2 separate regions of the Mus musculus genome follow, and region 2 is linked to region 1. Evidence: chromatin loops called from intact Hi-C (ENCODE). Cell type or tissue: heart. All regions are shown on one strand. Region 1 overlaps Slc25a13 (solute carrier family 25 (mitochondrial carrier, adenine nucleotide translocator), member 13). Region 2 overlaps Dlx5 (distal-less homeobox 5).

Region 1 (5,000 bases):
AAGAGGAGGGAAGAGGTAAGAAAGTTATTTAGTATCTCCGATTCTTAAACATATATGACCACACAACCAATAGTGGAAGGCCATGACCATTCAAAAGATAAAAATCATACAGCCTAGTAACATCTTCAATTATCATCTGTCACTTTAAAGAAAAAAATTTAAGGAGTCAAATTTTATGCTCACCAGAAGCTCTCAACAATGGCTTTTGGGGGACCTGTGGCAATGTCTGGTAACAGTTTTCATTGTTATGACTTGGAGAGAGGGAATTTGTCACTAGCAAATATAAAATAATGCCCGACAGAGGTCTCATTAGGAAGCCCAGGTGACCCCAACCTCAAGACCTCTCTACCTCAGTCCTCCATCGCGATTACAGGCATGCGCACTAAGCTTAAGGATGTGTCCTTGTTAAAGTGAGATCAATTGTGAGGTATTAACTATCCTTCCATAGAGCTGGCAGTGAACGTCTTGCATTCCTGTGTAACAAAGCCCAATTCAATGCAAAGAGAAACAAAACTGATGTTCAGCCGACCTGAAGCCGTCAGAGCGACCTCTTACTCTGGTTTTCTATTTTAGCCCTTCAAATGTATTTTGTTTATTTTGGCTCCTACCAAGCAATTTATAGATGTGGAGCCCCAGATGGCTTGGGGTCAGATGCTACCCAATCCCTAAGTCCATGGCTGCTCAAATAATTCACTCAAATGCTTACAGTCCCTGAGAAAAGAAGACAAACTGGGCTGAGGAGCTGCCGTGGAGCCACGGGCATCCTCTGTGATGTTGGAAGCAGGTTTAGATTGCTGCACTAGGCAATGCCCTAGTCTCAGCATCACACAGGGGCTCGCAAGCACGGGACTCCCTTCATGGTGTTCTAGGACTCGGTTCACTTTAGGCCAAAAGGAGCAGGCTGTGTCTTGTTTCTGGGCACACCCAGCTTGTGGGAAATGCTGAAAATAAACACGAGGATGCAGCATCCTCGATGAGGAGAACCAGACCTCCTGATTTTCAAGATGAAAGAGAGGAGCATAAGGTACCTGAGGGCAGGGGTTACTAAGTGACCAGAATCACACTGGCAGCAGCAGGGTGATGAGGGGCACGGTGTAATGAAGAGCAGTACCAGGTTGTGTAGGCTGCGGGGTCTGGCTCTACCCGATTCCACCTGAACATACTGGGAGTTAAATAAAGCTTTCTGGGCTCTGATGATTCATGTGCAGAATGGGTGTAATAATATTACCAGCCCCATATGGCTGATGCATGGAGCGGATGAGATAACAACACACACTATGAACGATGCCCAGAACACAGTAAGCACACTTCTGGTTTTGCTTTTTTATTACATATATGTATGTATGCATCTATGTGCATATGTATCCACATATGTATGCACATAGATGCATGCCACAGCACTCATATGGAGGTTGGAGGAGAACTCGTGGAAGTCCGTTGTCTCCTTTCCACCATGTAGAGTTGGGGGGTGGAACTCAGACTGTGCCTTTGTATCAAACACCTTTACCTGCTGATCCATTCTGCTGGCCCACTTTTTTGCTTATCTAATTCATTTCTTTAACCCACCGTTTCACTGAGTGAGATCTGCTGCTGGTATCAAACCAGGTCAAGGATGCAATGAGGGTTTTCTTCCATCGCTAGCGACCTGGTCCGAGGCACTGCCTAAGGGAAGTCATGGCAAAATGCTAGGATACTATCTTCGAAGTATATTTCTCAGATAACAGTACAAAACAGAGACAGCCCAGCGATGCCACCATCCTTCACTGGCATTTACTTTAATTTGCAGGGAATGGACAGAAGAAAGAATTCATTGTTATTTTTTTCCCTAAATGAGGACAAACAAGCTTGAAATGGAAGTGGCCTGTCATCGAGAATGATAGCAATCCTATGGTTGGTTATACGAGGTTTCCCTATGATAGTGATTAATTTACCTTAGAATACAACTTAACTTTTCCCCTGCTGGTACACATTTAGATTCTTTCCAGTCTGGGTTATTTTGTACAAAAACCTAAGATAGCCATTCTTATATATAACATTTGTCCCAATTCCTATTTTCAAAGAACAGACTCCCTGAAAGAAGAAATTGTTGAGTTAAAGGACAGGAACCTTCAGGCGCTCGTCGCTTATTATCACGCTGTTCTCCGGAAACGATTGTACCAATCGCTCTGCCACCCACAGCGCCAGAACGTGCTCTCGTCCCTTCTGAGGTCATATTTGTTTCAAATACTTTTCCAGTTTGACATTTTTATGTAATTCAGTCTAGAGGGCTTTTTTTTTTCCTTTGCCAATCCTTCCATTGCTTTCCTGACCTTGGAAACGCAGTCCCTTCTCATGTCAAGAAGAAATCCCAACACAGTTTCTCTCCTGACCTTTGACCAGATCCGTATTTAGCATTAGGCTCCCGGATATCAGAGCTCTGTTTCTGTATGTTTTGTGACATGAGAATATTCCGACTTTTCCCAATCTATATTGGCTATTCCAGGCCCACAAACCATGTCTTCCCCGACCCTGCCCTGCTCTTTAAGATGCAGGCTTTTCACTGATAAATTAACAGATGACCACCAGGGAGCACAGTGAGAAGCTGACTCCACCTGCAGCTTCAGTTCTCAGAGGCTGGAAAGGCTTCCTGGGGCCGGAGTGTACTCTGGGGCCGCCAGGCACAGCACCAAGAATGTGTCATGGATCGGCAGTTCTGAGCGATGGGAGACAGTCCAAGACCACCCTATCTTGTTGACCTGTCTGTCCTTGCAAGATAACAATGACTCTTGCTTGCGGCAACTGCAGGGAGGGCCCTGTCAGGACAGGACTTTTTTTGGCTGTGTTCTTTCCCACTGTTGTTTCCGCAGATTCCCAGACTGCTGAATGGGGCTCGAGAAACCCTTTCCCGATGAGAGAAGGGTTCAGAACGCTGCATCACTTTTCTCCTGGAGCTTTTCTTAGCCTGATGGTTATCCTTTGCATTTTCTCCAAATGATCCTGGGAATCATTGTCAAGTTGTGAACCGGAAACTCAATCGTCCCCGGAAATGCAAGCTCAAGCCGCTCACTCTCAAGATAATGAGGGATAATGAAAGTTGGCAAAAACACAGAACATTCCCACATGCTGGAGGTGTAAGAAGAAACTGATGGAGCTGGTGAGGTGGCTCAGCGGCCAGGAGCACTGGCTGCTCTTCCGCAGGACCCGGGTTCAATTCCCAGAACCTACATGCCAGCTCACAACTCTCTGTAACTCAAGTTTAGAGAATCACAGACATGCATGCAAGCAAAAATACCAATGCACACAAAAATGGATATTTTTTAAAAATATTTTAAAAATATAATATTTTTTAAAAATATTATACTTGTGTGTGTATGTATATGTATATGTATATACATGCATGTATATGTGTATACATATGTGTGTATTTATATATGTGAATAAACTGACAAACCATTTTAGAAAACTGCTAAGCAATATCTACTGTAACTGTGCTAACATGACTATAGACAGCAATTTCAATCATAAGGAAATCTATAACAAAATGTACATGGACTATAATACCAAAAAGTTTGAGTATTCACAGCAACTTATCTTAGGATGACAAAAATGCTTTAAAAACAAAAACAAGGGGGCTGGTGAGATGGCTCAGTGGGTAAGAGCACCCGACTGCTCTTCCGAAGGTCAGGAGTTCAAATCCCAGCAACCACATGGTGGCTCACAACCATCCGATCACGAGATCTGACTCCCTCTTCTGGAGTGTCTGAAGACAGCTACAGTGTACTTACATATAATAAATAAATAAATAAATCTTAAAAAAACAAAAACAAAAACAAAAAAGCAACAGTCCAGAGATCACTCAATGACTGGATACTTAATTGACTGTCATATAGTCACACAATAAAATACAATGCAGCAATAAACTAACTCACTCCACCACCCACCACACATAAAATCAGGGTTGGAGGTAGAGGTCAGTGGAAGAGTGAAAGCCTGTGTTGACACAGGCCTAGAGCTCAGCAAGAAGTAACAGAGTAGACACAGACCACATTACTATACTTATCCTGCAATGAAATAAAGGCCTGAACTAAGGTGTCATGAGAGAATCCAGCCAGTTAGCTTTGGGGGCGTGGTGACTGACTAGCACAGGGAGCAAGGAACTTCTGGGTGCTAGTGCCATGGGCTGAACGCTCACTCTGTAAATAACCACGGCGATGTGTGCTGAGGATACATGAACCAGACTCAGACCAACTGTCACACTATCACTGAGGAATTTGTATTGCCCTCACTTGTTTAGAGGTGATAAAAGAGGTCTCCTCTTAAATGACATGTTAATTTGGATGCAGAATACAGTTGTGCTCAGTTTAGAACAAAGCAGTCCACCAAAGCAGGAATGACCCACTCTGGGGTTCAAGTAAATACATCAAAGGTTGTCTCTTGGACTCATGGACAGAGGCCAACTACGATAAAAGCATAAACTAGGGATGTTGACAAGGCAGCTTGGTTGTCCTTGAAGCAAGGAACAAGGGTCACTGCTGGGGAAGACACACTTCCAGCTGCCACAGCTCTAGAATACCTTTCAATACCTCTGACGATATTCTTCGGAAGGCTTTTCTAATTCTTTAAACACTCATCAACTGTGGTAACACTGAATGAGGATAGTAGCAGACAGACTCAGAAAAGGAACCTGTCCCTGCAGTGCCGATTCCACCAGGACTGGAGTCCTATCTAGCTTGCTCTCCACTAGTAATTTTAACAAAGCCTGTGAGTGGTGACCTGGGTCAGAGCCCTTATCATCTGGCCACTTGTGTTTACCAGGTGTCATTCACTGAACCCTGGGGCTGAAAGACAAATTCTCCTGGACACCCTTTCAGTCAGAGACTCCCTGGACACACCGTACACCAGGTCCTGTCACCGGCCAGCCTTTACCTTGATTCCCTGTTCCAAGGACAGAATAACACAAAACAGGGAATAAAAAAAATTAATAATTTAAAACTTACATTAACTGAAGATGCGTATTACAG
Region 2 (5,000 bases), 690 kb after region 1:
ACATCTTACCGACCCACACAAGCTGCCCAACCAAGGCCACCCTGCAGGGTGGCAAGCAGGCTCCCTAGCTCCTGTGAATTTAAGGGCAATAATGAAATGTCCCCTGTTTAGTGACCCCTGTTTATAGATGAAAGTTGAGTCCATATCCCGCACCCCCTTCCACCCACCCTTCCCCCCCTCTTGCAAATGGCAAGTGGCTGAAATAGTTCTAGGTGAGAATAAGCGTCCGCTGGCGGTTTCTGTTTTCACGCCTTTCAAGGAAAAGAAATGCTTTAAGATAAATCATAGCTTTGAACCGTTTACCATCCTTCACACCCACCCCACCAAAACAACAACAACAACAACAACAACAACAAAAACAACAAAAAACCAAAACAAAACAAAATAAAAGCAATAGACTGTGTATGGTGGATTCCACAGAGAATTGTTATTGAAACTGGGAGGGAGGAGAGAAGGGTGGGGGGATCAGGTCATGAAGCCATTTTCCCTTCCTGTGGTGAAAGGTCATAATGTGTGGTATTTCACGGTTTCATATAAACCTTGGTTTAGGATGCGGAACAGACTCAATAATACGTGTGCTTTTGGCAAAGAAATGAATTCAGAACCACTTAAATCAGAAGTCCGAGCGAGCGAACAACGCGCAGAAACATCTCATTGCTGTTAAGAACAGGACTCGCCTTTCCTTTAAAGAGAGACTCGCTTAAATTCGGTTTGTATCTTCAAAGTTAGAACTCAAAAGTATAAAACAGGTTGTTACATTACAGTAGGCAGCCCTAGCTGACCGCGAAGGAAAGGCTCCTCCATCCCTCAGTCATTCATACCTCTGGCAGTAGACACCTTGTACCCTTTCTGCCTTGCACCACTTAAAAATCTAAAGCCTGTCAGAAGCAAAAGAAAACGCCAGGGATGCGAGTCTCCGGTACAGGCTGCGTGGAAAGGTTTAACTAATACCATGCGCACCACCAAGATTTGGGCTGTTTTCTCTCGGCCTGGGATTGGGTCAAAAATGTGCAAGGTCTGTGGGCAACCTGGAAACAAGAGGGTGGTGGGAGCCAGGAGTCGGAGACCAGAGTAAGTCAAGGAGCCCCCTCCCCAAGCGCTGGGCAGTGTAAACCCGCACCCAGCAGACGGGGGTGCGGGGGGGAGGGGGAGGGAGGAAGGTGCTTGAGAGTGGAGGAGGTGGGGACTGCAGGCTGATCCTCGCGGGTGCCGCACTTCCCAACCACCTCTCTGAGCTACTGCCCTCAGGGCGTGCCTTCTCCAAGAGCTGGAGAGCTCTAAGTTGGCCAGATCCCAGCAGCCAGTGGGAGGCACTGGATCCAAGAGGTGGCGGAGAAGGGGCTGGGATGGGGTGACTGAGTAGTCCTAAAGGTCTCTCTTTGGGAACAATAGGAAGCAAGAAGCAGAGGGTGAGTGCAGAGCAGTTTCCAGCAGGCATCCAGGGCAATTCAAGCTAGAGAGTGCTCGGTACTGAATTGTGGAGGTGGCTGTGTGCTGTAACGCCCAACTCAGGCTTGCTGTGGGTCAGTCAGGAGCCCGCGAGCCACTGGGCGTCCCGTGCGATCAAAGGAGCCATCGGAGGCCAGCCGGCACGCCTTGGGTCGTGGGATAAGGGGCGGGGGAGAAAGGGTTGTCCTTAGGCGGGGAGATACTGATCTGGCCCGTGTCACTGGGAGGGGATGCGTGTACACCTTTGTGTGGGTCAAAGCTTTTCTATGCAAGGCAGAGCCCTAGGGTGGATCCGAGGGGGAGTGGACTGACTCCCGGGTAGGTGCGGGGCGAGAGAGAGAGAGAGAGAGAGAGAGAGAGAGAGAGAGAGAGAGAGAGAGATAGAGATAGATCAAGGGCAGCGAGGTCTGCGGGTTCTTCAGTGTGTGTGTGTGTGTGTGTGTGTGTGTGTGTGTGTGTGTGTGTGTGTGTGAGGCTCTGTGGCTCAGCACTGGAGCCGCCTGGCACCCACAGGAATGCAGCTTCCCTCGGATCCCCAGGCCGCCTCTTGTCCCACAAGGAGGTGGCCGCCAGGAAAAAAAAGGGGGGAGAATGAGGGTAGAAACCCGCCTAGCCCAACCCAAGTCTCAAACAAAGGCCAATTTATCTGATCTTCAACAGGAGGGCTCCGGAGTCGGGCAGGGCACCGAGGAAATCACTCAAGCCCTGCCAACATGCCTTGGGCCTCTGAGTCTTTGCAGGGAGGTCTCAAGATGGAGGTCGAAAGTATTGCGTGGATGGGGGGAGGTCTACGGTGAAGAAAATTAGTTCTGAAGTCGGCTTAATTCATCTTCGGGGCATTAGACAGAGGACTAGGCAAGTGAGGAACAGAAGGGGCAGGCGCAAGAGACTTCTACTTGAAGTCCAGGGCTAGCGGGGTCTGTCAGTGCCAAAATGGAAGGACATGCGCTTGGTACACACAGGAAGAAACAATGGAGAGGTGAGAGGGAGGGCAAGAGAAACAGATATTTTTAGACTTTGCTGAGGATCTGTTATTTTTACATCCTTGGGCGCAGGACTGCAGGGAGTTAAATTCCCCAGGGAGAATCCCCGCAGTGCCAGGAAAGCCCGTTGCGGCTCACTTGCCAGAATATTTTTTGTTCACCGCTCCCCATCCAAGTTGAAAAAAAAAAAAAAAACCCTCCCAATTCAAGAGACCTCTACTAGTGAGGCTCACACAGGGGATGCAATCCTAAAACCAGGTCCCAACCCCTGCCATTGCTGCTCCAGGCTTTTGGCGTAGCAACAAACCAACTTTGGTGTCCTTAACAACCAGCAATGTCCCAGTTTGGGGTGAAGGATGGTGATTAAAGAGCATCCCTCTTTTTTCCTGAGAAAAGTCCGGACCCGCCCTTGCCTTTGCTTGGCTGAATCTGAGGGTCGGAGGTAGTGTAGAAAACTACACACACCCCTTCCTACCAGCGCAGCAGCAGGGAGATGACATCCACCCTCTCCGAATGCCAAGACGGAAAGAGCTTGTTCCCAGCACAGTTTTGACACTCTTGGGAAACCAGTGGGCGAGAAATATTGGGGGGGGGGGTGCGATGGATGTCCTCCGCCCTTGCCAACCTTCCCAAATATACACTCCTGGGTGGGGACAGGCCTGTGACCACCAGAAAGCCAGGTCCTGGAAATCAAGACCAAGCCTTCAGAAAGCTGTGGGCATTTGGTTAATGGAAACTGCTGAAATCTTGCAAGCAAAGAAAGAGCAGAAAATAGATACCCTCATCTCCTCCATTCTACTCCCTGTACACTACAGAAAACAAAATGGGGCCAGGACCTCCCCTAACACCACTGCCCCCCACAGATAGAGTGGAGTGAGGACAGGGGATAAATTTCTGTTTAGGCAGGCTGTTTCCAGGCTGCCCAGGCTGCCTGGAAATATATGTTGGCCATCCCCAAGTCCACTGAGTTTCAAACTGGTGGGATTGGTATCACCTGTGCAAAGAAAGAACAAGAAAAGAGAAAGGAGAACAAATGGAGATAGAAGGCTGATGGGAACGGAGGAATGGGAAGAGACTGGAGAGGCAGAAACTGACTCTGTAAATGGCCCAAGGGCACACAGCTTGCCCTTTCCGTTCTCACTGCTGGTTCTCTCTGAAATTCTGAGATGAGAAGATGCAGTTTTTCATGCTCTAATCCCCCTTCCCAAGAGGGCGCTTTTGTCACATTTATTGCTGCCGACTTCTTAGCTCTGGAATATTTCCCATAAATCTAGTAATTTCTAACATTACATATTCTTTGGAAATAGACTTAGATGGACCAAAGGACAGCCAGCCACAAAGATGCCTATAATTCAGGCCTTGGGGCACAGCCGTGGAGCCACGCTGTAGCTCTGGGCATAGGCTAGATATCTACATGCAGAAGTGTAAGGGACGCACAAATCAGAGGCCAGGTTGCTGCAACTCCCATCCTCCTTCCTTAAAGATGGCTTCACAAAGGAATTCTAGCAAACATCGCATTTCCGATGACTTGGAACTTGCCTGGCCCCTGTTTTATGTAAAAGCAGCACAGGAGATCCTGAAAGAGGCATGAAGTACGGATGCCGGTGAAAGACAATTATATGAAGAACCTTATCACAAGAAATGAAACCAATATAGCCCCCCCCCCACCTTTTTGAAAAGTAATTCTCCCCACCCCCATATTTCTTGTTTGGCCCAGTACTTCAGGTTCACTATTGTTCTGAATCCCTATGGTATTTTCTTGGCAGAAAGAACCTGGCCAGATTTGTAGTCATCCACATTAGGACTCCAAGGCTTAAACTACTGCTTGCTATGCCCCAAACATTTCATATTTTTGAGAAAAAAAAACTATATATATATGAGGAATGATAACAAATTTCCTTTTCTTCCCCTGTCTCATAATTGCAATACACATGCAGATGGGGGAGGGGGTCCCCACCAGAATCACTCTGTGCTTAGAATACCAGGTTATCAAGGGATTTCTGTTGGCTTTTTCCCTCACACACGGTAGGAGAAATGTAGTTAATTTCAATATTCCTTCCTACCCAAAACATTTGGAGCTATATTTAATATCATTTAAATGGTTTTGTGGTTAGAGGGAAAAAACCATCCTAAACACGACAGTACTATAAACAGGCCATATGTGCAGACAGATACATGAAATAGAGCATCCAACACAAACACATTTCTGCAACCAGACAGCTCCTGACTTCTGTTTTGCATTGTTGGATTTCTGGAGAATTCATCTGTTCTTAACCGTCTGCATATAACCTCACTAGCCAGTTATCAGGGGGCCAAAAAGGAGCAGTTTCCATGGTCGAAATAATTTTATTTATCCAGAATATACAGTTTAATTCCTCTATCTACACTTATTTACACGGTTAAAATAACATTGAAAAAAGTCTTTTGAAAAGTTGAGGTCATAGATTTCAAGGCACCATTGATAGTGTCCACAGTTGCGCAAAAAAAAAAAAAAAAAGGGTTCTTTTCGTAAAAAAGGGGGCGGGGCTCTCTGAAATGCAATAACTTACATGCAAAAAAAAAGTTTAC

The links. A loop is a pair of places that touch in the nucleus more often than their neighbours do. Peaks named below come from ENCODE experiments on the same cell type or tissue, not always from the same donor. Only the 100,000 strongest peaks of a DNase experiment are listed, where the experiment ranks them.
Region 2: a loop joins it to region 1, with 2.3 times the contacts of the local background. A loop is called at or near these places in 1 of 42 quality-filtered maps.

What each region holds. Positions count from the first base shown.
Region 1 is chr6:6,181,121-6,186,120 of GRCm38, forward strand. All of the region lies in intron 2 of Slc25a13 (solute carrier family 25 (mitochondrial carrier, adenine nucleotide translocator), member 13), which reads right to left. Among named protein-coding and RNA genes, the nearest start is that of Slc25a13, 34 kb to the right of the region's middle. In heart, a CTCF peak has its summit at 2,570 (motif pointing right); DNase peaks (open chromatin) are centred at 2,791, 4,121 and 4,761; H3K4me3 peaks cover 631 bases; H3K27ac peaks cover 2,000 bases.
Region 2 is chr6:6,873,043-6,878,042 of GRCm38, forward strand. Dlx5 (distal-less homeobox 5) reads right to left here. Exons shown (of 3, transcript NM_010056.3): 3 at 4,759-5,000. Among named protein-coding and RNA genes, the nearest start is that of Dlx6os1, 3.9 kb to the left of the region's middle. In heart, no CTCF peak of the experiment used is centred here; no DNase peak of the experiment used is centred here; H3K4me3 peaks cover 1,434 bases; H3K27me3 peaks cover 4,599 bases.